Regions from separate parts of the Homo sapiens genome. Here region 1 is linked to region 2. Evidence: chromatin contacts called from ENCODE POLR2A ChIA-PET data. All regions are on one chromosome and are shown on one strand. Each heading gives the region's core, a stretch centred on a gene start or an enhancer-like site at or near the end of the contact. The rest is flanking DNA. Distances are from core to core; before and after follow the strand shown. Region 1 has its middle 25 kb from the start of COBLL1. Region 2 holds the start of SLC38A11 (solute carrier family 38 member 11).

Region 1 (3,530 bases), core at 532-3,031, 89 kb before region 2:
CAATTTAGGAGCAACTGTAATTGGGCAAGTGAGAACTGGTCACTAGAAGAAAGGGAGCAAATATCAATGATCAAGTATAAAATGCAGTGACTAGGAGCAACAGGCAGAGAATAGTATTAGCAGTGAGACGAAAATTTTTATAAATTATTTTAATGGGGCAAATTAACCATTTTTAGTAAATTGCACGTGGTAAAAACAACAAAATATGTATTTTTCTTACTTTACCTTTGGATTTCTCATAGAATGTCTTTAATTTTGATGTATACATTGCAACCAGTTACAGTATTTTAAATGACTGGAATACCTAGACCAAATTTTGCTAAATGGTATTTTAAAAATTCTTGCCTGTTTGTTGTGTAGAGAATTTTTGTAAGATGGATAGAGTAGTTGTTTTTGATTAGTTAATAGGTCTTCATGACCATCTTTCCCAGTGAGTCTTATACTCCAACTTTTAATCTAAGTAATTGCTATGGCATTAGCTTAATTGCTCAGCCGGGAAACTCTATCAGTGACTGTCAAACAAAAACAACAACAGGATATAACTCCTTATTTTTATTTCAAAAATAGTAATTAGATTCACCAACAGCTGTACTAAATTCCTTTATTACATGACCAATGCAAAAACTGAGATCCTGTTATAGATTATATGGAACTAGTCTTTCCCAGACGAACATGCAGTTAAAGAAAAAAATTAACATTAAATTAAAGGAAGAAGTATTACATTTGCATTCAGAAGTATTACATTTATTAAGAGATGTCCTGATTCATTCTTTTTACCTAAAGTCACATGGAAATGCTTCAGGGTATCAGTTCCCACCTTGAGTATTGGTTGACTGAATGATTAATATGGAGAAAAGTCTGTCCTAAATTTATCTGGAACCATGGAAGAAGAAAGTAGGCTATGTGTATATTTTTTCCTACATTTATGTTTTCGTATTTAATATACACCTGAGTATGTTGACAGCCAACATTTCAGTCACTATAAAAGCTTATTTTTCCTGTCTATATATCTTTTCTCAGACTAGTAGACTCTAGTAGAAATTGTTCTGTTTCTGTATTAATCAATGTGAGTAGCACATGAGGACTCGATTAGTTAGCTTGATCTGGAATGGATCATAGTACTTTAATCTATAATTGTTTATGCTAGATTTAGTGGCAATGTATATGCTATAGTTGTAGGGTAGAAAATTCACTCATTATACAGATGTGTAAAGAATGTGTGGATTTTTATTTATCTATAACTAATCCAATTTTTTTGATAATTCAGTCAGTGGGGGACTGAAAGTGGCACCACTCACCATCAACCCTAGTGATCCACTAGCAAAATTTTTGCTTCCTGTTCCCGTGACATTATGTTCTGCTGGTCTAGAGGTCTTAGTTCCAGGGGGAGGAATGCTGCCACCAGGAGACACAATTACGATTCCATTAAATTGGAAGTTAAGACTGCCACCTGGACACTTTTGGCTCCTTCTACCTTGAAGTCAATAGGCTAAGCAGGGGATTACAATGTTGGCAGGGGTGATTGACCCAGACTATCAAGATGAAATCAGTCTACTACTCTACAATGGAGGTAAGGAAGAGTCTGCATGGAATACAGGAGATCCATTAGGGTGTCTCTTAGTATTACCATGCCCTGTGATTAAGGTCAATGGGAAACTACAACAGCCCAATCCAGTCAGGACTACAGATGACCCAGACCCTTCAAGAAAGAAACATGACCTGCTAAGGTGCTTGCTTAAGGCAAAGGGAATACAGAATGGGTAGTGGAAGAAGGTAGTCATCAAAACCAGCTACAACCTCATGACCAGCTGCAGAAACGGGAACTGTAACTGTCATGAGTATTTCCTCCTTCTTTTGTTAAAAACATGTTTGCATGTATACACTTGTACTAAGAAAATATCTTCATTTTACTTCCTTTCTCCTTTGTCATGGGACATAAGATTTATTGACTTCACATCAGCATTTGAGTATTGTTAACTTTATGTAATAGTATTTGTGTTGGGGATTGGTGCGTTTCCAGTTGTACAAAGATAGTTGTATTATGTTAGGCATAATTATGACCTTATTATTGTCTTTATTTGAAGATTATGTATGATCTCAGGAGGTGTGTATGGGTTGACAAGTGGTGGACTTGTGATGGTTAATACTGAGTGTCAACTTGATTGGATTGAAGGATGCAAAGTATTGATCCTGGGTGTGTCTGTGAGGGTGTTGCCAAAGGAGATTAACATTTGAGTCAGTGGGCTGGGGAAGACAGAGTCACCCTTAATCTGGGTGGCCACAATCTAATCAGCTGCCAGTGTAGCTAGAATATAAGCAGGCAGAAAAATGTGAAAAGGAGAGACTGGCCTAGCCTCCCAGCCTAAATCTTTCTCCTGTGCTGGATGCTTCCTGCCTTCAAACAATGGACTCCAAATTCTGCAGTTTTGGAGCTCAGACTGGCTCTCCTTGCTACTCAGCCTGCATATGGCCTATTAAGGGATCTTGTGATCATGTGAGTTAATACTTAATAAACTCTCCTTTATATGTATGTAAAGGAGATATATATATATATATATATATATATACACACACACATACATACACACACACACACACACCACATCCCTTCACTGCCTCCCCATTGTTATAATATATATTATATATATGTATTCCATGAGTTCTGTTCCTCTAGAGAACCCTGACTTAATACAGGGGGTAATTGGGGTAAGGGTTAAAATTTCAATTTGCCAATTCAAGGTATATCAATTTCTTAAGTTTAGACAGTTTTTCTAGTTAAGACAACCTGATTGGGTAAACATTTAGTCAATTCCAAATTCAACTCGTTATTAGGACTTTGTCCTGTGCCTGCCTCCCTTATAAGAGGGCAACTCGATGGGAAGCATAAGATTCTCATTGGAGGAGAGAGTGCCTCATGATGGTCTTCATGCAGATCCAGCTCATGGATTTGCAACTGTTGATGTCTATTAACTTGTGCTCACTCTAGTTCGGTTCTTGAGTGTTTTGCTGGTGTGTATGAATGAAATCTATGGCTAGGAAATTGCGGTATGTTCATCTTAAGTCAGAACCTAATTGTTTTTCCATAACTACGTCCTATCTTACTTAATCCTAGTTTGCACTACAGATCCTGCATTTGTTCTGGTGTGTCTCCCCCTTGCTCCCAAGTTTGGGTGCCCTTTTGGAAATCTTTAGCTATAGGAGGACTTTGACCTCCTCTTGCAACCATGTTGGGTGAGCACCCAACTAGTTTTTGAAATACTAGTAGTGCCTGCTTGTTATGGACAGGAATTTTTGGGTCCCTTTTATGCTATGTGTAGTCTTTGTGGAGTCACAAATACTGCTGGAGGAGGAATCACATCCCTTCACTGCCTCCCCACTGTGTTTAACCACATCCCTTCACTGCCTCCCCACTGTTATAATCCTCCTTTCTCTCCCTGTATCAGTGTGAAGTTTATTTCATAGCAACCTACTCCCAGGATACCAAGTGGAACATGGGACAAATATTTTCCATTTTTGGCTCCTTTCTCCAC
Region 2 (3,040 bases), core at 478-2,977:
AAAACATTGTATTCTCAAAAAGTATTGCATTTTGCAGGATTTTGTTTTCTTCTTGTCTTTTCTGAGATAGAGTGTTTTCAGATACCAAAAAGAATAATAACCACTGAAAATATAGCTGCTTTTATTACTATAATGCAATGCACTTTTAACTTTTTTCAGTAAATTTCCCTTGCTTCTAATACAATGGAAAAATCTGAGCTATTTATTTATTTTAATTCTGATTGTATGGCTCCTTTATTAGGAAAATAATACGCATTTTCAATGAACAAATTTGCATTGTTGACTAAATAATATTTAAAATTAATATATTGTAATAATTTTGTACTTTAAAATTTAACACTGTATAGATAGGTAAAGAATGTATGAATTTAATTTTTCATAAGATTGGTATGTTTTCATATTAAACTTTTCACCTCCAACATTTACAAATATCTGGAAGTTTTATACTTCTAGAAAGTTAAAGAAAGATGATTCAAATAATGATGGACCCTTCAGTAAGTGGAAAAAGTACATTCGGTAACACTAGCAATCAACCACGCAGCCTACAGAAAAATGATTCACCACCACCCATATGCAGTTTCACCTTAATCTACCACATGTGGAAGATGCTCTCAACTGTGGAAACAGTGTGAATTACAGCCCCATCTTCAGCATAAAAGACATGCATACATACTGTTACACTAGAAAAAAAGGAAGCCTTTTATGGAAGAAAATTACCAATTTTCTTATTTAAGTCTTTTTTTCTTTAAAAATAATTAATGAACACTAGCAGCGTAGCGAGTCTTAAATTTTGCCCTTTCACTTAAAATTTAAACCAAAGCAAATACACTTACCTATTATACCAGATCCTATAATCGAGTTGACAACATTAAAAAGAGCAGCAGACTGACAGGTTTTCTCTTTATACTCATGTTCAGAAACAAGGGTTTCTCTGTCATCTAAATCTCTCTAATAGATAAAATAGCAATTATAAGCAAATACTAGTTCAGAAAATTAGAAAAGTAACAAATATGTAATGCAGGATACTAACACGATTTTCTAGTAATAATAAGTAATGTCACTAATGAAAATAAAATAAATGCCGGGATAACAGTAATAAAGAATAACAATAACAGCTAGTAATTCAACAGAGCTTGGTAAGCAAACTCCATCCTAAAATTTCCAGATTACAGCTGCCCCAGCTGCTAAGTACAGGATCTGTTAGGAATTCAGTGATGTGATTTTGTGAAATTAAAGTGCCTGCTAAGAAAAAAAAAAAAAAAAGTCAGATTAAGGCAAAACTTTTTGTCCCAGAGAACTTTTCGCGGTGCTAAACCAAGAGCCCAGGTGAAGGTAGGTGACCTGACCTGTTGCAAGGTGAATGAAATTTCCGGACAACTGGCTTCAGAACCTGCCTAGTCGCTAGTTTTACCTGCGGCGGGATGACAGGCTCCTGCCTCTGGTAGCCCATGGCTGAGCGGTGGTCCTCAGCAGGTGGAAGATGCTGGGGCTGGGTACGGATTCGCACCCGGCCAGCCTCCTCCGCCACCTCGCACACAGCCGAGGTCCGCGTGTAGCCGCAGAGCTGCAGGGAGCCAGTTCCACGGGCGCCCCCTGCTCCCTCGGCAGGCCGCGAGGGCTGCAGCCCCAAGATCTCTAGGCTGTGGCAGCCTGGGGCGCTTTTCCACCGGAGTTCGCCCAGACAAATGTATTTTTCCTCCGGAGACGGAGATGCTGCAGGATGTTTCTGATCCGGGCAGCCCTGTCTCCCCGCCTCCCCCCTTCACACCCCCGCCTCCCTGAGAGAACAGGGAGAGCTACTCTTCCCTGGAGCTGCAGAGGACAACTTGTTCCACCCACGCTGCCCTGCCCCGATCTCACAGAGTTATGACCGCCTCGTTGCAGTCCGTTCCTAAGTTAGCTTCTCCTTTGCTGGGGTCTGAAGCCCAGGTAAGAACGCAGAAGCACCCTTGGGCCCATGGGCCATCTTCCCTATTAGCACCTCCTCCTCGCTACCCCTCTTCAATGGCAGAGACGACGAGTGAAAATTTGGGACTTTTATTGTAAATGGAAATGGAAAGACTCATAAGAAAATGAATAGCAAAACAAAAAACTTTCCTAGGGTTTTAGCAAACTTGACTACTGAGCATGCTTTGGTCAAACGCTTCCTGGTAACTTTTAGAAAAAGGAGCGATAGAGAAAATGAAGGTGGATTGTTACTGCATTCAGGTAATGAACCTTGAAAAGGGAAAGAGGAGTACAAGGGTTTGGGAAAGGGGTGGCACCTACAGTGCCTGAGCTAGAAAGAATCTTCAATGACCACCTATTCAGTCCTCTTACATTACAGATGAAGCAACAAGCCCAGAGAGTATTCAATATCAGAGACAGAATGCATGAGACAACAGTTTCAGGGGCAATAAGAGCGGTGATATGCCATCATACTTAACAAATTCTGCCTTCCCTTGATATCCATAGGGGATTGGTTCTGGAACCCCTGCAGATACTGAAATCCAGGAATGCTCAGGTCCTTGATAGTAAACAGCATGGTATTTACATGTAACCTAGGCACATCCTCCAGCATACTTTAAATCATCTCTAGATTATTTATAATACCTAATACAATGTAAATGCTATTTACTTGTTGTTATACTGTATTGTTTAGGAAATAAGAAAAAAGTCCATATGTGTTCAGTATAGACACATCCATCCTAGCCCTAACTACATTTTTGATCTGGGATTGGTTTAATGCATGGATGCAGAAGTGGGGATATAGAGGCCAACTGTACCTAATTAAAGAGGTTCTGTTTCATACATGTTTACTTATAATTAAGAAAAAAAATTAAAAACCGTGGGAAAACAAAAGACTTATAAACTTTATATACACTCTGCCATCAAATGTTAACATGCTGTCATATTTTCTTCAAATTGTAAAAGTAAACACAATGTCACAATAGGAACCCCCTTGACCTTCTCCATTCCTTTCCCCAGGCCTTCAGCCCTGGAGTCATCGGTTCATCAAGTTAGTGTTATCTTTGCTATTCATACTTTGTATTTTAATCCG

Evidence for each region. ChIA-PET counts read pairs that join two places held with the same protein, here RNA polymerase II (POLR2A).
Region 1: POLR2A ChIA-PET joins it to region 2 with 10 read pairs in BJ. The contact joins the enhancer-like site here to the promoter of SLC38A11 in region 2. POLR2A ChIA-PET finds 5 or more read pairs at or near these places in 2 of 52 experiments (BJ and activated B cell).

Annotation. Positions count from the first base shown.
Region 1 is chr2:164,864,795-164,868,324 of GRCh38, forward strand. No RefSeq gene overlaps it. Among named protein-coding and RNA genes, the nearest start is that of COBLL1, 25 kb to the left of the region's middle. Within about 2 kb of position 1,782, at least 2 of the 41 ENCODE cell types and tissues checked have a DNase peak (open chromatin) inside an H3K27ac peak, as active enhancers do.
Region 2 is chr2:164,953,798-164,956,837 of GRCh38, forward strand. It overlaps SLC38A11 (solute carrier family 38 member 11), which reads right to left and starts at 1,728. Exons shown (of 12, transcript NM_001351537.2): 1 at 1,412-1,728; 2 at 834-948. The coding sequence starts at 1,450.